Regions from separate parts of the Mus musculus genome. Here regions 1 and 2 are each linked to region 3. Evidence: chromatin loops called from intact Hi-C (ENCODE). Cell type or tissue: heart. All regions are shown on one strand. Links, peaks and the distances in the headings refer to the core of each region. The heading gives the core; the rest is flanking DNA.

Region 1 (7,401 bases), core at 1,172-6,171, 290 kb after region 3:
GTCTCCCTTCCTTCCTCCCCGCAGAAATGACCCGGCTGGGCGGCTGAGGGGGCGGTGCTGGATACCATGGTTACATCGATCTTCCCTGCCACATCCTCCTAGGATCCAACCCTGACTGGGCTCCAAATCTCGCCACAGGGGGCAGCAGGCATTTCTCCACGTCTGGCAACTCCTGGTTAAGGGGTGGGGGTTCACGTGTGATATGGAGACAGAGGAGACTGAAGCGGGTTAGAGAGTGCTAGCGTCCGTCCTCGGTACTCCTGCGCCTTGACTCTGGCCCCTTTCTTTTCTCCCTGATGCCTTGGGCTGTGGCCCATCTTCTCTCTAGCATCTGGAAGGTTGGGGCTGGACCGGGACCCTCTCTCTGGTTTGCTCCAGGGCACCTCCGCTGTCCTCTCTCTTCTTAGTTCCCATTCTCTCTTTGGTGCTGGCTGTTGGTGGTTCAGGCCCTGCCGTTCTTCAGGTCAGGCACCAGGGGGGGTCTCAGTCTCCCTCTGCCTCTGGTTAGACTTAGGGAGGGACAGGGACCCTCTTCATTGTGTGCTTATGCTATGAGCAATGTGGGCTTTTAGGGGGTCGAGGGTCCCCACAGGGTGAAAAGGTTTCCCACTTCCCTAATCTGCCCCACCCTGCACTTCAATCTGTTGCTCTTTCATTCCCACATGGACAAGGGGCACTACCCTGTGAGGCTCTTTGCTGGTCTTCCAGGATCTGTTTCCGCCATGTTCCTCTTGGTTCCTCCTGTGGAACAGCCTGCCATCCCCTCTGTGACCAGTAGGCCATGTGTGTCACCCTCAGTCCATTCCTCCTTGACTTCTCTCCTTATGTCATTAGGGTCTGAAGGGTCCTCTGAGTATCCATGGGTTTGCTCACTGTGTGCCATTTCCTGGCTCTTCTCCAGGATTTCTTACTGGACTGCTTGCCCGAGTATTGCCAGAGCTCAGCTTCCATTACTGCATTTTCTTGTTCAAACTCTTCCTGAGGGCTTCATCCATTTTCTTTCCTGGTTTTATTGTTTATGTGTGCACACACGTGCATGGGTATGTGATGTTCTTGCAAGTGTGTATGACACAATGTGTGTAGGTATACGTGTGTATATGCATACTTTGTGAAGACCCCAAGATTGACATCAGGTGCCCTGCTTAGTTGCTCCCCACTTTGTATACTGAGGCAGAGTCTCTTTCTGAACCTGCAGTTCCTTCCTTCTGCTAGTCTGGCTAGTCTGCTTGCTCTGAGGATTTTCTGTCTCCTCTTCCTTTGAGCTGGGATTGCAGATTCGCCCATCCCCACCTCGCTTTCCGTGTGAGTGCTGGAGAGAACTCTGGGCCTCACATTTGTACAACAAACACTGTGCCTGCTGATGTCCATTCTGTAAAGTCCCTTTCATTTGAAAGGTGCAGCTTTGCAATCCCTCACACATTGTGCCAGGTAGGTCTCTTCCTTTGGAGCTGCTTTCTCACAGGTGTGCCTCAGGACTTGTCACCTGCTGTCTTCAGATGCACCAGAAGAGGGCATCGCACCCCATTTCAGATGGCTGTGAGCCACCATGTGGTTGCTGGGATTTGAACTCAGGACCTCTGGGAGAGCAGTCAGTGCTCTTAACCACTCAGCCATCTCCAGTTGGCCTGAATTTCTGGAGAGCAGACTGTTTACAGAACTGTCTAATCTGAAAGGACTTTGGTACTGACTTACATCACAGTGGGGACGCTATGAATGTTAGTGAACTACGGAGAGGGCCACAGCAGAACTAGGGAAACTGTGTCCTCTCTCCATCACCCTCTGTTAGTCCTTACTAACTCTCCAATTTTCCATCTGTGTGAAGGCAGAGCAGTTCTTAGCCTATCTTTAAGCTCATCATTGCCGACGTGAGACAGACAATTTACATGATATTTACATTATACCTTAGTATACCTGCTTTGTGCCCACCTGAATTCCAGAGGGACTGGATGAGTTTGGGATAGCAGGCCTGATGTTCCTAGAATTCAGACCTGACCCCTAGCAGGCAGGCCCTCCCTCAGCAGCCTGTATATCCCCCCCCCCCCCCCCCCCCCCCCGTGCAGGCAAATTCAAGCTCCTGGAGCAGGCTCGGGACGTGCGGGAGCCTGTAAGATACTTCAGCAGCGTGGAGGAGGTGGCCAGTGTCTTCCCTGACCGAATCTTCGTGATGGAAGCCATCACCTTCAGTGTCAAGGTTAGTCCTAAAGGCACGGGGTAGGACCTTCCCCCGCTTCCCTTTCTCTAGGTTAGAGTGTTGCTCATAGGATCCAGGAGGGAAAGCTGCTTCTGGGCACCCTCTGGCACAGTCAGGCCATGCCAGGAAAGCCCGCTCACTAACTCAGTGGACAGAAGCATCTCCTAGGAAATGTGGTGAAGCAGGAACGGCCCGTGGAGGGGTCACGACCTGACGTAGTCTTGGGTGGGTGAGGTATTGTTATCACGCAAATGGTCAAGATGGCCTAATAAAATTTTCAGTGATTGAGCACTTTCAAAGTACATCTCTCCACCCATATGAGGTAACTAAGGACCCAAAGAAAACGTTAAAGTCGCAGATTCCCTCCAGTCCCAGTCCAGTGCTCTCGCTCTTATGTCAGTGACAGCTTAAGAGGAAGGGACTGGAAAGCTCGCTCGAGGAGTTTGGAGCTGGTGTGTGACTTTCCTTGCGACCCTAGCTAGGGCTTCACCTTGTCTCTGGGATTCCCCAGGTGGTGTCAGGCGAGTTCAGCGAGGACAGCGAGGTGTACAACTTCACACTGCACGCAGGCGACGAGCTCACTCTCATGGGCCAGGCGGAGATTCTGTGCGCCAAGACGACCAAGGAGCGCTCGCGCTTCACCACGCTCCTGCGCAAGCTGGGCCGTGCAGGGGCCTTGGCCGGAATCGGCGGCCCCGGGAGCATGGGAGCAACAGGGGGTGGCGGCGGGGCCGCCAGGCCCGTCAAAAGCAAGATGCCCTGTCTCATCTGCATGAACCACCGCACCAACGAGAGCCTGAGCCTGCCCTTCCAGTGCCAGGGCCGATTCAGCACGCGCAGCCCACTGGAGCTGCAGATGCAGGAGGGCGAGCACACGGTGCGCGCCATCATCGAGCGCGTGCGGCTGCCGGTGAACGTGCTGGTGCCCAGCCGGCCGCCGCGCAACCCCTACGACCTCCACCCGGTGCGGGAGGGACACTGCTACAAGCTGGTCAGCATCATCTCCAAGACGGTGGTGCTGGGGCTGGCGCTGCGCCGCGAGGGCCCGGCGCCGCTGCACTTCCTGCTGCTTACGGACACGCCGCGCTTCACTCTGCCGCAGGGTCTGCTGGCCGGGGACCCGCGCGTCGAGCGCCTGGTGCGCGACAGCGCCTCCTACTGCCGCGAGCGCTTCGATCCGGACGAATACTCCACTGCTGTGCGCGAGGCGCCCGCGGAGCTCTCCGACGACTGCGCCAGCCCGCGCCATGCGCGCCTCTGCCTGCCCGCGCCGCGCGCCCCCGGGGCCGTCCGTGCGCCTGGACCGCCGGGTCGCCTGGGTCCCGCTTTGCCCGCGCCCGGCGACAGCGATCAGGATTACGTGAGCCCCGATTGGGCGGGTGTGTCCGAGCCAGCGGGCGGCTGCGCCGAGATCCCTTACGAAGAGCTGTGGGTGCACCAAGCCCCCGAGAGCCGCGCCGACGCCCGTGCACGGCCGCTAGCGGGGCCGGACCTCATCTCCTTCGGGATCGTGGGGCCCCCACGGCATGAGCCAGAGGCACCACCACCTCCTGTCCCTCCCAAATCCGAGGCGGTGAGTGAGTTCTGCTTCACCTTGAAGGTTCTTGAAGGAACTTGGGCAGGTTTTAGAGGACCACGGAGGCTCCGTGCGCCTGGGGAGTGACAGAATGGCCAGAGCCAAAGGAGAAGGAGAGGGGAAAAGACCAGGGCACACATGCAAGGCAGAGAGAATTGAGGGTGATCTGGAAGCAGGTACCCACAAACTCCACAAAGTTCGACATGATGGAAAAATGCAGTAAATGTAGGAAATGCGAGTGATTTCCAGCAACCCCTGGAGTCGATGAGTTAGAACCACATTACAGGCTCTGATATGTTCTGTGCTGATATTTAACCGTTCCCCACTTATTTGCCCACAGGACAGTTCCCTCATCAATCACACCTTTTTTAAAAAAAAGATTTATTTATTATTATATGTAAGTACACTGATTTATCTATTATTATATGTAAGTATACTGTAGCTGTCTTCAGACACACCAGAAGAGGGCATCCGATCTCATTACAGATGGTTGTGAGCCACCATGTAGTTTCTGGGATTTGAACTCAGGACCTTCGGAAGAGCAGTCAGTGCTCTTAACCGCTGAGGCATCTCTCCAGCCCTCAATCACACCTTTTAACACACTCTTTGGGGAACTTAATTTGTAAGGACAGGATCCTAGTAGCAGGTCCCTTGTCTTTTCCCTGAAGAACAAATATCCCTATCGCCCCCGCCCCGCAATCTACTAACATTCACAATAAATTTACGATGGAATAGGGGACTGTTGTGGACCGAGTATGAGAGACAAAACAGGTTGGAAATAGACAGGGGTATCTAGGCGGGACAGCCTCCATTCTGCATGGGACAAGGTCTCAGGCCCGGCCCCCCTGCTTGAGAGGTGAGGTAAGAAGTAAGGCAGTCGTGGTCTTCCTCTGCAGGTGAAGGAAGAGTGCCGCCTGCTTCACGCCCCTCCAGTGCCTCCTAGGGGTGGCGGCAGCTGCAGCAAGCTCACAGGCAGCCCTCCGGTGCTGCCCCACTTTCCCAAGCTGCAGCCTGTCCACTCGCCCAGCTCCAGTCTCTCCTATTATTCCTCTGGCCTGCAGGATGGGTGAGTTGCTACCTTGGTCCCTGGCTTTTCATTTCTCTTTCGTGTTCTGACATGACCTGGGGACTTAGGGGATCCAAGAGGGTCTCAGGCTATACAGTAGAGGGATAGTTTCCTGCCGGGGGCTCTGGGGTCCTGTGACTGTCACTTCCCACTCTGCCTGCCTTATGCTATGAGTGCATCCTGTGTGTCTGTCTCCGCTTGTAGGGCAGGATCCCGCAGTGGCAGTGGCTCCCCGTCACCGGATGCATACTCTCTCTATTGCTACCCTTGCACCTGGGGAGACTGTAAAGCCAGCGAGTCCTCTAGTCGCCCGCCACCTGGACCCCTGCCTTCTACCACCACCCAGCCCAGCCAGGCCTCAAGAGGCCTATCAGAGCCCCTGAGTGGTCGAACCCCCTCCCTCTTGGGGGCTGACACCCCAGTAGTTAAGAACTACCATAGCTGCCCACCTCTGTTCAAGTCCTCTCGTCCCCAGAAGTCCTTTGCTCCCTTTGGTGCACTCAACCCCTTCTCTGGGCCTGCCCACCCTTCAGGTGCTCCAGCGGCCTCCTCCTCTGGGTCCATATCCACCTCGGGTGTCCTGGCTACCTCTAGCCCCACACACTCCCCAGGCCCAGGCCCAGGCCCACAAGGCCAAGGTTACTCAGCTGCTCCTTCCTCCTCCTTGTCATCCTCTGAGTGGCAGGAGCCAGCTCTGGAGCCCCTGGACCCATTTGAGCTGGGGCAGGCCAGTCCTCCTGAGCTGGAGCTAGTGCGCTGTCAGGAGCCCAGAGCTGCGGGGGCACCTGGGTCAGGACCTTGCCTTTCACCACTTGGTCAGCCCAAGGCCTTTGAGCCCGAAGGTTTGGTGCTGAGGCAGGTCCCTGCCTCACTGTCACCAGCTGCCTTGCAGGGGCCTGAGGCAGGAGGAACCCTACTCTTTCTCACCCAAGGATGCCTGGAAGGGCCTCCTGGCAGCCCCCGGGAGGGAGCCACAGGTGCTGGGGTCCGGGATGCCTCCTCCTGGCAGCCACCAGCAGACTTGTCTGCACTCTCCCTGGAAGAGGTCTCCCGTAGTCTGCGCTTCATTGGGCTCTCAGAGGACGTGGTGAGCTTCTTTGCCCGAGAACGCATCGACGGAAGCATCTTTGTGCAGCTCAGTGAAGACATCTTGGCTGACGACTTCCATCTCACCAAGCTTCAGGTCAAGAAAATCATGCAATTCATCAAAGGTTGGAGACCCAAGATCTGAACCAGCCAGCCAGGTGCTGCACAGCCTCAACTTTGGGAGCAGAGGCCCTGTGGGGTTAACTTGGGTCTGCCAGAAACAGTGCTTCCCGCAGGGAAAATCTGGGTCAAGATGGAGGCTGCTCTGGAACACTGAGTGTTTCAAGGGAGAAAGAGTGGGAACCGTGGCCCTTTGGGGCCAGACCCTGCAGGAGCTTGCCTCGCCTTTGAGGAGGAGGCACTGCTCTTCAGGTGCCCTGGAGGGGCTTTTAGTGCCATCCCCACAGCAGAGTAAAGGTGGCGCGTATGTCATCGGGTGGCTTTGCGCTGGTAGAACGCTGTTCTCTACCCTGCTGCAGCCTTTCACACTCACACACACACCCAAACACACACTTCTCGGCCCTGTATGTTCAGGTGAGAGACAAGGGAAGATGGCTCATCATTTTCAGCCATGTCCCCAAAGTGGCCTCTCTTTCATGCTCTGTGGGCTTTGGCCTGCAGCTGTTCCAGAGTTAGGGATGTGATTTTTGTCTGTGAGGTACCCCTTGCCCTAGTGGATCAGTTACAGGCCTATGTCCAGCACCAGAGTCCCTGTTCCGATATCATCACAGATAGCCTGTTGTTTTCCACAGAGGAGCCAGATGTAAGTCAGACACCTCCAGCCTACCAGTCTCCTGCCATCAGCTTTGGCTCTAATGGGCTCTTGGTGGCCTCCTTGGTGTGTCACTGGTACAGGACAGCAAGTGGCTCAGAAAGGCTGCTTGCTCCTGAGCTCAGCCACTTATTCACATGGTTCAGAGCAGATCTTTGTACTCTTCAGACTCAAGTATGGTGATCTGTTTGACAGTAGAGGTCTGGCCTACCCCTCACCCTCATTCTCCAGCACCTCTAACAAGAACCACACTCATGCCTCTGGTGTCAGTTTTCTTGTCTGCCTTCCCTGGCCTACCTAGATATTTATTTCTTGTGTTTTATGAATAGTTAAGCCCTGCCCATCTGTGCCTTTCAGACGGAAACACAGAAACCTAGGCTGTGCCATTTGTCTTCTCACAGTTGTTTAATGAAACCTCAAGGAATATGGAAATAAAGGCTAGACCCTGGAGTGGTGAAAGAGTAGGGCCCTGGGTGTTGGCTGATTCTTTCTGTGAAAGGCCATGAGGACCAAGGATGTGTCTCTAAAGCAGGGAAGGACTCTAGAATGGTATGTGTAGATACACAAGGGGGCAGTCTTCACTGTGGCCTGTAAAACCCTATCCTCTCGCAATAATCTTTTTCTTGACACAGGGTTCCTTGAACTCACAGAAATCCACCTGCCACCACTAGGCTGCTCGAGTAATTTTTATCAGAGCCCACATCTGTGTG
Region 2 (7,401 bases), core at 1,172-6,171, 190 kb after region 3:
TTTTCAAATGGGAAACCCATCAAGATACAGAGAAAAGAATCTGTGATGGTAGAAACAGAGTTTAGAGTTACTGTGCTAATATTTTGGTTTAGGAAGAGTCTTTTTCTCCCATAATCAAATGCCAATCAAAGGCAGTGGTACTAACAAAGATCTATGCTGGTGGCATACAAAGGGACAACACAGAATCACCCTACCTTCCAACCCTTGAATATCTGACTAGTAGAAGCTCAAGCTCTGGGGTTGTCAAGGCCATTTATGCCTGAGAATCATACTCAGAAACTTGAAGGATAGCGTTATGTTGTAGGCTGTAACTTCTCACATAAAAACACTTAACAGAAGGCTTCGGGGAGAGTCTAGGAGTAAAGCACAGCTGGGTAATTACTAAGTAAGGGACGTAGTTTGAGCATGGTTTTTTTTCTGCACGTGTGAAGGTGCAGTGTCATTCTGTATATTCAGTGCCAACTGAGGCTATAAGAGGGCATCAGAACCCCAGGAACAAGAGTCACAGAAGGTTTAAAACCACCATGTAGAAACTGAACCCACAACCTCTTCAAAGAGCAGTAAATGCAATCGGAAGTTATAGAGTTGGAGCTTATACTTTCTTAGTCATCTTCATGGCAGCTCCGTATGATGATCTATTATTATTCTCATGTTAAAGAGTAAATAAACAAGAACACAGATCTTGAGCTAACTTAGCCATTGTCAAACAGCTAGCAATGGAGTTGGGCTTCTAATTCAAATTGTTACTCAAAGGCTATGGTCTCCACGTGTACCCTTGGAAAGCTAGATAGACAGCATCCAGACCATTAACATACAGTGTGTACCTCTATGTATAAATATGTATTTTTACACACATTTATGTATGAAATGTATATGTATAAATATATGAGCTGAGAAAGCCTCTTCCAGATGAGGCTGACAAGAGTTCCACTAAAACTACCGGGGTTTAGGCATCTCCTGTGGGACCATTCTTCTGATGTCTTGTTTAAACATTTTTATCATGGATGTATGCTCCCGACTTAAAAAGCACCTTTTTTAAAAAACTAAAAACAGAAATCTGAATGTTGTAGTAAGTGTAACAATCTTAAGTTTATTCAGTAATTTAAAAAAATTGTTAAGCGGAGAAAAGAAACTCTGTACTAACAGAGGCCTGAGAAAGCACACGGCAGGGAATAGGGGAAATGGCTTCCTTCATTGCTGGACACAGACTGAGCTCCAGGCTGTTTCAGCTGCCTTTTTAAGGCTCAAGGGCACTAAAAGTAAAACCATCCTGCTTCCTCTCCCCATTTTCATTTTCACCTAAAATCCCCTAGTCCCTTTGTGAAGACCAGGGCTTCACACGGTGAAAGAATGGTGGACTCACTTCTTTCAATAGGCTGACCTAGTATGTACACTAAGTCCACCCATGTTTTAACTTTCTTCCTAGTTTATTCCCCTTCTGATTTCTTCACAAGAATCAACCGGCTTTTCATTTTAATCTACTCTAATCGCCTGTGTGTTTACACTGGGTTACATTCTTTAGAGTGTACTTATATTCTCCTTTTGCATTCTCAATATAAATTAATCTGCTAGATATAAAGCTGTTCTCTTTATTTTAGTGTAATTTTTTTCTTCACATTGAATTCTAGGAGAAACTATGCTAGTGATATATAATTCTTGAACTATTAAACATGGGAGCATAAGAAAACAAGAATCTTAAGGCAATCTGCAGAGTGAAGAAGCTGATTGTGATCCTGAGAGTGTGTTTTGTAAATGGTTTTGGATTTTATGTACAGAGCCTACTTTCAGCCTGGAATCATTCTGAATGCTAGCTAGATATCTGGAGACAGGTGGACAGAAAACCAGGAACTAGTCTGAAAAAGAAACTAACCAAAGGGAAGAAGTCTGTTTAAGTTTGACCCAGCCTAGAAGACTTGAGCATTGGAGGGGTTATTCAGAGTGAGACGTACCACCTTCAGATTCAAATCCTGTCATCCAGTAGAAGGGAGCTTCAAACACAAGCTAGCTAAGATACAATGAGGTCCTTCTTCGATATCTTTATCTTCCATATACCATGAATCAAAGAAACTTCAACAACATGAGGACTGCAACAGACCTTCAAGCCTCCTTGCATGACCTGGAAATGTTTTGGGGTGTCCTGGCAGCAGTGGGATCAGCACTAACAGATAAGGGCAACTCTCACAGAGACTAAAGGTCTTAACTAAGAAGATAGCCAAGAGACCACTGGGGAGAATGCAGAGAATAGGCTTGGACTTGGAAGCCAAGATTGCTTGACAACAGACAGAAGATATTTCTGTACTTCACCCACTTTACCCACCTGGCAACTCCTGGAAACAACTGCACAAAATTTGGAGGTGAACAAACCATTAGAAACAACTGGTCCTGACAAGACACAGGAAAAACAAGCAATATGCAACATTACTGTCTGTTGTCCAGGTTGGGTGCTGGGGGTGGGAGAGGGAGTGTGTGTCTTTGTATGATCTGAAAAAACTCAGGTCAGAACATCTGTAGATCCTTACAGACATACAAAAGAATCCTAGCCTCTTATTCATGTGTGTGTGTGTGTGTGTGTGTGTGTGTGTGTGTGTGTGTGTGTGTATGTGTGTGTCGTCTGTCATGCGCGCGTGCCTGCGTTTAAATAACATCAGCTTTAGCTTCTCTTTCTCCTTATAAAACATTGTGAATTTCAGTTTTCTTTCCCATCAAGACATGCTCAAGTGCTGAGTCACTTTTAAAGAAAAAAAAGAAGAGTGCTCATGCTTCTTAGGGCTAGCCTCAAGGATGACTTAAGCACACTTTCCCCTTCCTAGTTGTGATTCTTTCGATGCTAAACGACGTCACATTGTGCAATCTTAATAAGGTTTCCAATCAGCCCCACCCACTCTGGCCCCACCCCCACCCTCCAACAAAGATTTTTATCAAATGTGGGATTTTCCCATGAGTCTCAAAATTAGAGAGTTGACTCCTAATAAATATGAGACTGGGGATGTCTGTAGCTCATTCTGCTCTGGAGCCCACCAAGAACGATAGTCAATTCCAGAAACCGCTATGAAGTTCCTCTCTGCAAGTAAGTGAAGGCAGTTCCTTGCCCTCTGGCGGAGCTATTGAGACTGTGAGAGAGGAGTGTGAGGCAGAGAGCCAGCATTGTGGGTTGGCCAGCAGCCATCAGCTAGCAGCAGGCGCCCAACTGTGCTATCTGCTCACTTGCCGGTTTTCCCTTTTCTCCACGCAGGAGACTTCCATCCAGTTGCCTTCTTGGGACTGATGCTGGTGACAACCACGGCCTTCCCTACTTCACAAGTCCGGAGAGGAGACTTCACAGAGGATACCACTCCCAACAGACCTGTCTATACCACTTCACAAGTCGGAGGCTTAATTACACATGTTCTCTGGGAAATCGTGGAAATGAGAAAAGAGGTGGGTAGGCTGTGAAACTGATGAAGACCCAGTGTGGGCGTCCATTCATTCTCTTTGCTCTTGAATTAGAAATTCTCTGCTGGGATCTAGGGCCCTTAGGATTTGAAGCTAAAGGTCAGACTAGACTGTGTTCTCTCTTTCTCACCTCTTTGCTGGTTTTGAGTGGAGGTTGGGAAGGGGTTCCTTTCCTGTCTGGAAGATACAGAATGTGACTGCATTTCTAGAAAATTCACAGTGGGCCATTCTCTGTTCCAATTTAGCTATTGCTTCTTAGGTGGGGATTCCTTTTCCCTCATTATTCCTTTTTCCTTATCTCTTTGCCTTCATTTATCCCTTGAAGTCTACAAGGACCAGAAAGTGCTTTTTGGCTGAATGTAGTAAGTTCTGTGTGTGTGAAATCAGGATGCTCTAGGGTCAGCCCAGATAAGATGCATATTGTATAGAGCCCAATAAAGTGCTAACACACACACACACACACACACACACACACAACCTAGATTAGGCTGGGCATGGTGGTGGATGCCTCCCAGCACTTGGGAGGCACACGCAGGAAGATCTCTGTGAGTTAGAGGCCAGCTTGGTCTACATATTGAGTTCCAGGATATCCAAGACTACATTGAGAGATCCTTTCTCAAAAAAAAAAAAAAAAAAAAAAAAACAACAACAACAAACAAACAAACAAACAAGAAAAAAAAAACCCAACCAACCCTACCTAGATTAAAATATCTCCCATCTTTAAATGAAAAGTATTTTGACTCTGCTTGACAGAAAGGAAAAAAAAAATCACAAACAAGATTAATAGCCTAGGTCTGGGTGTGTAGAACCAACTTTGTAATCTTGGGAAAATCCTCAACTATTTAGTACTCTTTATCTGCATAATTATGGAGTTACAGATAATGGCACAGACCCTTCCAGATGGAATATTCTGTGACTTAAATTTATTTGCCCCAAGATATCATCAAAATTTCTGTCCTTTACCAAGTTCCTACTCTATGCTGGGCAGTTTTTATCGTTGAATCCTTGAGACAAATGTATAAGAGGGACATCAATAATTCTTTATTGAAACATAGGAAATACTTAGGAGAGTAACAAGCTTAAAGCCAAGGGACTGAGCCTAAGGGTGCATTTTTATTTATTGGGCTGCTTAGTAGGGTTCTAAGAAGGTATAGCTTCCCTTTTCTGTGTCCTGGCTATGAAAGAGCATGACTTGGCCCTCTAGTGGTGCTTGTTGTAAGAGGTGTTTAAGTGATTGCTCTGGTAATCTTTTGCAGTTGTGCAATGGCAATTCTGATTGTATGAACAACGATGATGCACTTGCAGAAAACAATCTGAAACTTCCAGAGATACAAAGAAATGATGGATGCTACCAAACTGGATATAATCAGGTAGAAACTTGTCACGTTTACTTTCAACAATTCTTCAAGGTTCTCTCTTGCACGTGATACCTGCATTTGTACAGTCCCAGTCAGGCAACAAAGATGGGGGGATACATCCAATACCACTTGGATGTAACTGGCCTGCAGTAGCTTGAATACAAAAGGAGATTGAGAGGTACCTCAGCAGCTGCTAGGGTGAGGGAAAGTTTACCAACCAGTGCTATAAATGTTCACTCAATCTATGTCCATCAGGAGCTAAATGTTTAAAGTCTCTATTCTCATCTTGGCTTTGAGGTGTTAGATGATTAAAAAAAAAACATTTTTTTTGTCTAAAAAAGTGGAAGAGTAGATATAAAACATGTTATGTAAACGTCATGAGGAAAGTAACTTACAGATTTAATTAAAAAGCAGTTTATTTAAACAGGTAAAGGCCCACTATGCTGGGATTCTTCACCACTGTTAAATGTTAGAAGTCATAGCAAGTTTAGCTAGTTCATGAGCCATCTCTTCTCTGGCTGCCCCTGGAAGGATCCAGGCCTACACTCCCTACTGAGAACACTCTTCACACCCCTCTCCTTCCAGCCGGTGAGATAGTCTACATCAGGTCTCAGGACAAGTCAGACAAGAACAAGAGTACAGGAAGGGCACTGCAGGATAGAAGGGAAGGAGTGAGGGTCAGAAGTGGATTCCCACTGCCACACTCTGGGGTAGGGGGTGGGGGGATATTAAGTGGTGCCTCTCTCTACTTGTCCAGATAATTCAGGAGGTCAGCTGATGCTGCCTGTTGTCTAATTCTGTAGAAGATACTGAACAGCAGGAATCTTTTTTTCAATTTTTTATTAGATATTTTCTTCATTTACATTTCAAATGCTATCCCCACAGTCCCCTATACCCTCCCCCCCCTCCCCGCTCCCTTACCCACCAACTCCCACTTCTTGGCCCTGGCATTCCCCTGTACTGGGGCATATAAAGTTTGCAAGACCAAGGGGCCTCTATTCCCAATGATGGCTGACTAGGCCATCTTCTGCTACATATGCAGCTAGAGATATGAGCTCTGGGGGTACTGGTTAGTTCATATTGTTGTTCCACCTATAGGGTTGCAGACCCCTTCAGCTCCTTGGGTACTTTCTCTAGCTCCTCCATTGGGGGCCCTGTGTTCCATCCAATAGAAGACTGTGAGCATCCACTTTTTGCCAGGCATTGGCCTAGCCTCACACGAGACAGCTATATCAGGGTCCTTTCAGCAAAATCTTGCTGGTATATGCAATACTGTCTGGGTTTGGTGGCTGATTATGGGATGGATCCCTAGGTGGGGTAGTCTCTGGATCTTCCATCCTTTTGTCTTAGCTCCAAACTTTGTCTCTGTAACTCCTTCCATGGGTATTTTGTTCCCCATTCTAAGGAGGAATGAAGTATCCACATGTTGGTCTTCCTTCTTCTTGATTTTCTTGTGTTTTGGAAATTGTACCTTGGGTATTCTAAGTTTCTGGGCTAATATCCACTTATCAGTGAGTGCATATCAAGTGACTTCTTTTGTGATTGGGTTACCTCACTAAGGATCATACTCTCCAGATACATCCATTTGACCAAGAATTTCATAAATCCATTGTTTTTAATAGCTGAATAGTACTCCATTTGTAAATGTACCACATTTTCTGTATCCATTCCTCTGTTGAGGGACATCTGGGTTCTTTCCAGCTTCTGGCTATTATGAATAAGGCTGCTATGAACATAGTGGAGCATATGTCCTTATTACCAGTTGGAACATCTTCTGCGTATATGCCCAGAAGAGGTATTGCTGGATCTTCCGGTAGTACTATGTCTAATTTTTTGAGGAACAGCCAGACTGATTTCCAGAGTGGTTATACAAGCTTGCAATCCCAACAGCAATGGAGGAGTGTTCCTCTTTCTCCACATCCTTACCAGCATCTGCTGTCACCTGAATTTTTGATCTTAGCCATTCTGACTGGTGTGAGGTGGAATCTCAGGGTTGTTTTGATTTGCATTTCCCTGATGATTAAGGATGTTGAACATTTTTTCAAGTGCTTCTCAGCCATTCAGTATTCCTCAGTTGAGAATTCTTTGTTTAGCTTTGTACCCCATTTTTAATGGGGTTATTTGAATTTCTGGAGTTCAGCTTCTTGAGCTCTTTGTATATATTGGATATTAGTCCCCTATCAGATTTAGGATTGGTAAAAATCCTTTCCCAATCTGTTGGTGGCCTTTTTGTCTTATTGACAGTGTCTTTTCCCTTACAGAAGCTTTGCAATTTTATGAGGTCCCATTTGTCGATTCTCGATTTTACTGTACAAGCCATTGCTGTTCTGTTCAGGAATTTTTCCCCTGTTCCCATATCTACGAGGGTTTTTTTCCCACTTTCTCCTCTATAAATTTCAGTGTCTCTGGTTTTATGTGGAGTTCTTTGATCCACTTAGACTTGAGCTTTGTACAAGGAGATAAGAATGGATCAATTCGGGCTGGAGAGATGGCTCAGTGGTTAAGAGCACTGACTGCTCTTTCAGAAGTCCTGAGTTCAAATCCCAGCAACCACATGGTGGTTCATAACCATCTATAATAAGATCTGATGTCCTTTTCTGGTGTGTCTGAA
Region 3 (7,401 bases), core at 1,402-6,401:
TGGCAGCTCATAACCATCTGCAGCTCTAGTTCAAAGGATCTGATGCTCAACCCTGGCCTCTGAGAGGACCAGCCACGCATGTGGGGCAAAACACAGGCAATTTTAAAAAATAATAAAAAACTAAAACATTATAAAGATGAGAACTGTTTATATCTTTGGGTTTTTTTTTCCACTTTAAATTTCAGGCCAGTTGAATGCGACTCCTGAAATGCTGCATAATGGAGGGTCTAGAAGGTAATTTTGCATAAGACAAGAAAGATTTGAAAGTTCAGTTATCCGGACTATTGCTCCTATGTTGTCTTGTTAAACAGGTAACAGCTATCATCCAGTGGCTTACTTCCATATGTTCACAAACGGGTGGAACGATGAGTTTACAATAGGAAAGTCTGCATGTTGAATAGGCCAACTATGAAAACTGCATCTCAACAAAATAGTGTGAGGGACACGGGCAGTATAAAGCTGGGCATACATCTGAAATCAGTGAGTCCGAAAGGAAATCCTCCAAAGCCTTCTGTGTCTTTGATGGAGATTTCTAAACGGTTGCTCTCTTCAGCTACATGAAATACAGAAAGAAACACACTATAAAATATCAAACCTAAATCTAGAGCAAGATTGAGTTAGAGGAGCAATATGGAATACTAATTCCAAAACTTGATGATTTTTATGAATATAGGTTTAAGTTTGATTTTTACTCAGTACCAATTTAGGTGACACTTTGCCCCTTCTTAGAATTGGGAACAAAACACCCATGGAAGGAGTTACAGAGACACAGTTTGGAGCTGAGACGAAAGGTTGGACCATCTAGAGACTGCCATATCCGGGGATCCATCCCTTAATCAGCCTCCAAACGCTGACACCATTGCATACACTAGCAAGATTTTTCTGAAAGGACCCAGATATAGCTGTCTCTTGTGAGACTACGCCGGGGCCTAGCAAACACAGAAGTGGATGCTCACAGTCAGCTATTGAATGGACCACAGGGCCCCCAATGGAGGAGCTAGAGAAAGTAGCCAAGGAGCTAAAGGGATCTGCAACCCTATAGGTGGAACAACAATATGAACTACCCAGTACCCCCCAGAGCTCGTGTCTCTAGCTGCATATATATCAGAAGATGGCCTTGTCGGCCATCAGTGGAAAGAGAGGCCCACTGGTCGTGCAAACTTTATCTGCCTCAGTACAGGGGAACGCCAGGGCCAAGAGGTGGGAGTGGGTGGGTGGGGGAGTGGGTGGGGGACTTTTGGGATAGCATTGGAAATGTAAATGAAATAAATACCTAATAAAAAAATTTAAAAAATGTTACAGCAACAAACCTATAATATATACATAATGTTCTTTGTCTCTCTTTCTCTATCTCTGTCTCTCTCTCCGTGTGTGTGTGTGTGTGTGTGTGTGTGTGTGTGTGTGTGTGTGTACAGCTTAAAGCCTCATGATCAGCTTAGCCACTGGACCCCAAGATGTAGTGCTTTCATTATTCATATGAATTATAATGCTGAATGAATGGTATATCCATTCATTTTTCTTGGCACAGATAATAGGAAATTAAAAGATAAACTATTTCAACTACATTTACACATGAAATTAGACCTTACAAACATATCATGTACGAGATGTGCTCCTGATGGGCAACTGATGTGTGAGGAGCTAAAAACTTTCTTTATATTTAAAAAAATTTAATATCTATCATCTATCTATCTATCTATCTATCTATCTATCTATCTACATCTCTCTCTCTCTCTCTCTCTCTCTCTCTCTCTCTCTACATACCTATCTATCTATCTATGCACCCATCCATTTATCTAGTTATTTACTTGAGACAGGCCTCACTGTATATCCCTGGCTGGCCTGGAACTCCACATGTAAACCAGGCTGGCCTTGAAAGATGAGCTTGCTTCTGCTTTGAGAGTTCTGGGATCAGAGGTGAGTACCATGACATCCATCTAGAGAAGCTGAAAATGTAAAGTGTTTTCCAGATTCTAATATGTGTATCTCTTAGGAGTTCTCAGCTGAGGCTGGAGAATTGTGACCCCCCCCTTCCCCGACCAGCCTGAGCTACAAAGTAGAGTCCTCTCTCAAAAAATCTGAAATCAATTCTGAATTTCCTTCAGGCACTGAAGTTTGCAGCAATAATCTACCAGAAATCTCCAAGCACCATTGTAATTTTAATAGCTATATTAACCAGTGAAGAACATAATCAGAATGAGAGATAGACTCTCAAAATTGAATTTAAAAACTACTGTAAATTTATACTAAATATAAGGATTGTGCTGGCACAGGAAAGATTGTTAAACACAATAATAATAATAACTATAGAAAGTGAGATATGAGTCAGGAGGCTTTGGAGGCAAGAGAAGGCTATCACCTCCCAAGGAGACTGAATTCCACAGTCTTCTGAAAAATATTTCTCTATTACTTTACAATCAGGAATTTGATTTGCTTAATATTGCCTCCCAGGGTGACTGAATTTCACAATATTTTGAAAAATGTTTGTATATTATTTTACTGCCAGGAATTTGATTTGCTTACTTCATATAAAACTAATTTAGTTGAAAATGGTTACTATTAAAATCTTTTTTTTTTTTTTTTTTTTTTTTTTTTTTTTTGGTTTTTCGAGACAGGGTTTCTCTTTATAGCCCTGGCTGTCCTAGAACTCACTTTGTAGACCAGGCTGGCCTTGAACTCAGAAATCCACCTGCCTCTGCCTCCCTAGTGCTGGGATTAAAGGCGTGCGCCACCATGCCCGGCTCTATTAAAATCTTAAAACTGCTAAGTTTAACAGTGATTTTACTTGGGTAAAGGGACCTGTTCTGGGACCAGTGAAATGGCTAAGTGGGGAAAGGTGCTTGTCTCTAAGCTGACAACTGAGGTTTGACCTCCACTACCCACATTATGGAAGAAGAGTACAACTCTTGTAAGTTGCTATCTACACACACACACACACATCCCACACACACCATGGCATTCATAATTTTCTCCCACATGATAAATAATATGTAATAAAATGTTAAAGTTCTTTTTTTTAAATCTGGAAAAAACACTATGAGTTAGGCTCATAACGGTTCTTAAATCCCAGCACATCAAAGCATGACCTGACTCTCAGACCAGAGCCAATCTCACACCAGATAGCAGAAAGACATTCTCCTCTTTGCTGGTACCCATATCCTTCCCCACATCCATTGTGACCAGGCTCATGGCAAGGTCAGGACTAGGAACACTGGCCAGCTTTGTGTGGTCGCCAAAGTCTAGCTATGTATGCTCTTGAAATTTTGTTTCAAGAGATATTCTTGATCCAGACAAATAACCAATTATAATGAACATTTGCAAGTAAAACTGTTTGGGCAAAAGGGTATATACTGTGTGACATACCGCAGCTTTGACAATGAGTTGCCCCACCCACACCCCATGGGCTGGGTGGGGAGCTTGCAAGGGCAGAGGACAGATCTGAAGGGACATGGAGATGAGTGAGACTGGGGTACATGATTCACAAGATGATTACTAGGGGCTGCAGAGATGGTAGAGTGCTTTCTAAGCAGCCATGAGAACCTGAATTCCAACCCACGTTTAATCCTAAGACTTGGGAGATAGAGGCAGGTGGAATGCTGTGAGTTTGAGGCTAGCCTGGCCTACAGAGCTAGTTCTAGGACAGCCAAGGCTATTCAGAGAAACCCTGTTTCAAAAACAAAATTAAACCTAACCAAACCAACCAAACCAACCAAACCACCAACCAACCAACCAACCAAAACAAAACAAAAAGAAAGCTGGGTATGGTATGCTCACACGCATCTGTAACACCAGCATGGGAGTTCTGGTTGCCAGCCTAGTTCCAGGTTCAGTAAGGGACTCTGTCTCTAAGGAGTATGGTAGAGAATGATAGAGCAGGCCATCTAACATCCTTCTCTGTAACCTGGGTATGAGCATCTGCACACATACTCAATTGTCTATGATGGTTACAGGATATGTCCCTCAAAGAGGACCAAGAGCTATTATTTCATGTTGTTGCTGTGATTCTTGACTTCTATCTTGCGTTAGACTAGGGAGGAGGGTTTGTTGACACATCAGTGTGATTTTGGGCTAGGACTCAAGAATTCACATTTCTAACAGGTTCCAAGGGGTGCTATTGATGCTGCTCCGCAAACCACATATGGAGAGTGATGCTGGTCTGGGAACTACACATGGAGAACCTCTGCTTAAAATGTCATCAGCTGCTTCATCGACTGGCCTTTAAGCTCTGCAGGCAGGGAGTTTATAGTCCTATCCACAGGTATCAGTAATTTCTTCCACCGCTAGGTAGCAGCACCTGTATACAAATATCTACATACAAGTCTGCTGTAAATTAAAAAACCCACCCAAGCAAACAAGCAAGCTGAAGAAGCATCCTGAACTGTTTATTCTATAAACTGGGTGATAATCTAAGCCTGGCAGTCAAAATACTTGCTTGTGAATAATACATACCTGTGTAAATCAGGCCACAACTGTGAGTACAGAGAAAGCAGCTAGACGCTGTGGCTTTGGGTCGGACAGTACTGTGTGGGGTGTCACCCCTCCATCCCGTGATTCGGAACATTCCTCTCTGGAATTTGTCAAAGACGCAGAAAATTGCTCAAGGTGCTTCTTGCAACTGCTCTATCCTCTCCTCTGGCACATTTTAATGAGACCCATCTGTGGTTTGAAGGCAGTCATTCTATTTTTAACCAGGGTCTCCAATGGACTCGGAAGCCCGAATCTTGTTTTGATAAACATAGATATGTTGGATGCTTTTGACTAAGTGATAGGTTGCAGGTTTGGTCTCCTCTAGGGCTGCAAATGCAGATGAGCCACATTGTCAGTTCATAGACACCACTCTCAGGAAGCTAGGCGTCAAACTGCAGGCGCATCCAGTCTGAGCTGAAACAGGGGACAGTATTCAAAGATTCATATGGAGAGAAAGGGTATAAAGTGCCCCATTAGCCACTCTTACATTGGTTTCATATTGATCTATTGAATTAAACACAACATTTTAAATTAATTTCACCTGTTTTGTTTGTTTGGGTTTTGTGCCTGGGTCTCATTATATAGCTGTGATGGCTAGTCTTGGCCGGAGCCTTGAGGACATCTAGAGTTAACAACAACAACAACAACAACAAACCCCAAAAAACAACAAACAAACAAAAAACCCAAAACCCAAAAACCAAGCAGCTGGGTACCTCTATGAGGGATTATTTTAAAATGAAATCATTTGAAGTAAGAAGACTCACTTTTAATCCAAATCTTTTGAGATAGGAAGATACAACTTTAATCCAGATCTTTGGAAGCGGGAAGATCCACATTTAACCTGAGCCATAGCTTCTGATGACAGTCTACATAAAGGCCATGGAAGAAGAATGCTTTTGCTCTTTGCCTGCTTGCTTTTTGTTTTGCAAGACAATTCCTTTATTGGCCTTAGAGCCTATGTGTTCTTCTGTGTACTGAAGACCAGCTGAGGCATCCAGTCTTATGGACTGAACAACTACTGTATTTTTGGACTTTCTTTTGGGGATAACCATTATTGAACTACCTGGACCACAGCCTGTTAGCCATTCTAATAAATCATATATACATACATATATATAATGTATATATGTATATTCTTATAAATCATATATATGTGTACTTATGTATATATGGAATTTACGTATACACACAGTCTATAGATTCTGTTCTTCTAGAGTAGTGGCTCTCAACCTATGGGTCACAAACCCTAAAAGGGTCATATATCAGATATCCTGCATATCAGATATTTGCATTATGAGTCTTAACAGCAAAATTACAGTTATGAAGTAGCAACAAAATAATTTTATGTCTGGGGGTTACTACAACATGAAGATGTATTGCAGGGTCAAAGTGTTAGGAAGACTGAAAATTGCTGCTCTAAAAAAACTCTGACTAATACAAATAGCTCAGGCTGGTCTTGAACTTACAGAAATCCTTCTGCCTCAGCCTCTTGAATGCTGAACTTACAGACATGAGCCAGTATGTCCAGCTGTTTTTATATTTTAATGTAGCTACTTGAAAAAAAATGAAATAATGCATGCTCACAGTGGAGTTTTATTAGGTGCTCCTTAGATGGTGCAAATGACTGTAGGAGGAGAGGTAGAAATCAGACAGGGAATGCCAGGCTCCAGTGGTGATTGAAACTGCCCACATGCTGCTTATCACTGTGCTGACGTCTGGCATCTTCGCAGGCGTGCTGGAAAAGAAACACCCATACGCCCAACAGCTGGCAGAACTCACAGATGGGATCCAGATGCAGCTAGAGCACAAGCCCTGGCAAGGACTCAGAAAACACTGCCTCTCTATTGGGCCACATCCTAAAACAGACCAGCTGTGGGGAAGTGCACAACAATCACTGGTGAATGGGTCACCCACCAGGGGCCACACTGCTGAAAGCATCAACTGATTGCTACCAATCATCAAACTACCCATATTGCTTATGTAATACTTATTATTTACTGCTCAAGGGGCTTTTCTGCAACACTCATGCTACACTCCCACGAAGCAAGCTCCAAGCTGAGGCTCTGTGGTGTCTCACCACCAGCTTTATAAGAATGGATTTAAAGAGCCTTCTCAGGCTCCAGCCCCAGATATAAGGACAGAAACTCTAGGGTGAGGCCCAGCTGCCCAGCTGTACCACTGCAGGTAGCTTTGAGTTCACACCATAAGACTGACAAACACTGATCTGGAGAGTGGTAGCCAGACAAGGGAGACCCGGGCAGGGAAGCTGGTGACTCAGGTGTAGCTGCCTCTGCCTTGGGTCTACTCTGGATGGGAAGCCGGATGTCTGTTGAACATTTTTTTAGGTGCTTCTCAGCCATTAAGTACTCCTCAGTTGAGAATTCTTTGTTTAGCTCTGTACCCCATTTTTTAATAGGTTTATTTGATTTTTCTGGAGTCCAGCTTCTTGAGTTCTTTGTATATAATGGATATTAGTCCCCTATCAGATTTAGGATTGGTAAAGATCCTTTCCCAATCTGTTGGTAGCCTTTTTGTCTTATTGACAGTATCTTTTGCTTTATAGAAGCTTTGCAGTTTTATGAGGTCCCATTTGTCGATTCTCAATCTTATAGCACAAACAATTGCTGTTCTGTTCTGTTCAGGAATTTTTCCCCTGTGCCATATCTTCCAGGCTTTTCCCCACTTTCAGAGTCTCTGGTTTTATGTGCAGTTCTTTGTTAAACATCCTTAATTATTAGCGAAATGCAAATCAAAACAACCCTAAGATTCCATCTCATAACAGTAAGAATGGCTAAGATAAAAAATTCAGGTGACAGCAGATGCTGGCATGGATGTGGAGAAAGAGGAACACTCCTTCATTGCTGGTAGGATTGCAAGCTTGTATAACCACTCTGGAGATCAGTTTGGTGGTTCCTCAGAAAATTGGACATAGTA

Evidence for each region. Peaks named below come from ENCODE experiments on the same cell type or tissue, not always from the same donor. Only the 100,000 strongest peaks of a DNase experiment are listed, where the experiment ranks them.
Region 1: it touches region 3 in a loop (2.9-fold over the local background); 15 of 42 quality-filtered maps call a loop at or near these places.
Region 2: a loop joins it to region 3, with 6 times the contacts of the local background. A loop is called at or near these places in 33 of 42 quality-filtered maps.

What each region holds. Positions count from the first base shown.
Region 1 is chr5:30,111,224-30,118,624 of GRCm38, forward strand. It overlaps Garem2 (GRB2 associated regulator of MAPK1 subtype 2), which reads left to right. Exons shown (of 6, transcript NM_001167879.1): 3 at 2,061-2,191; 4 at 2,703-3,764; 5 at 4,664-4,833; 6 at 5,038-7,157. The coding sequence ends at 6,064. Among named protein-coding and RNA genes, the nearest start is that of 3110082J24Rik, 8.8 kb to the left of the region's middle. In heart, for the core only: CTCF peaks have their summits at 1,509 (motif pointing right) and 3,344; DNase peaks (open chromatin) are centred at 3,338 and 4,688; H3K4me3 peaks cover 1,542 bases; H3K27ac peaks cover 1,131 bases; H3K27me3 peaks cover 3,996 bases.
Region 2 is chr5:30,010,144-30,017,544 of GRCm38, forward strand. It overlaps Il6 (interleukin 6), which reads left to right and starts at 2,971. Exons shown (of 5, transcript NM_031168.2): 1 at 2,971-3,067; 2 at 3,233-3,417; 3 at 4,689-4,802. The coding sequence starts at 3,049. The region is part of intron 1 of A230098N10Rik (a long non-coding RNA gene); the gene reads right to left. In heart, for the core only: CTCF peaks have their summits at 3,096 and 4,648; a DNase peak (open chromatin) is centred at 3,148.
Region 3 is chr5:29,820,715-29,828,115 of GRCm38, forward strand. No RefSeq gene overlaps it. Among named protein-coding and RNA genes, the nearest start is that of Gm5129, 88 kb to the left of the region's middle. In heart, for the core only: a CTCF peak has its summit at 4,282; a DNase peak (open chromatin) is centred at 6,257.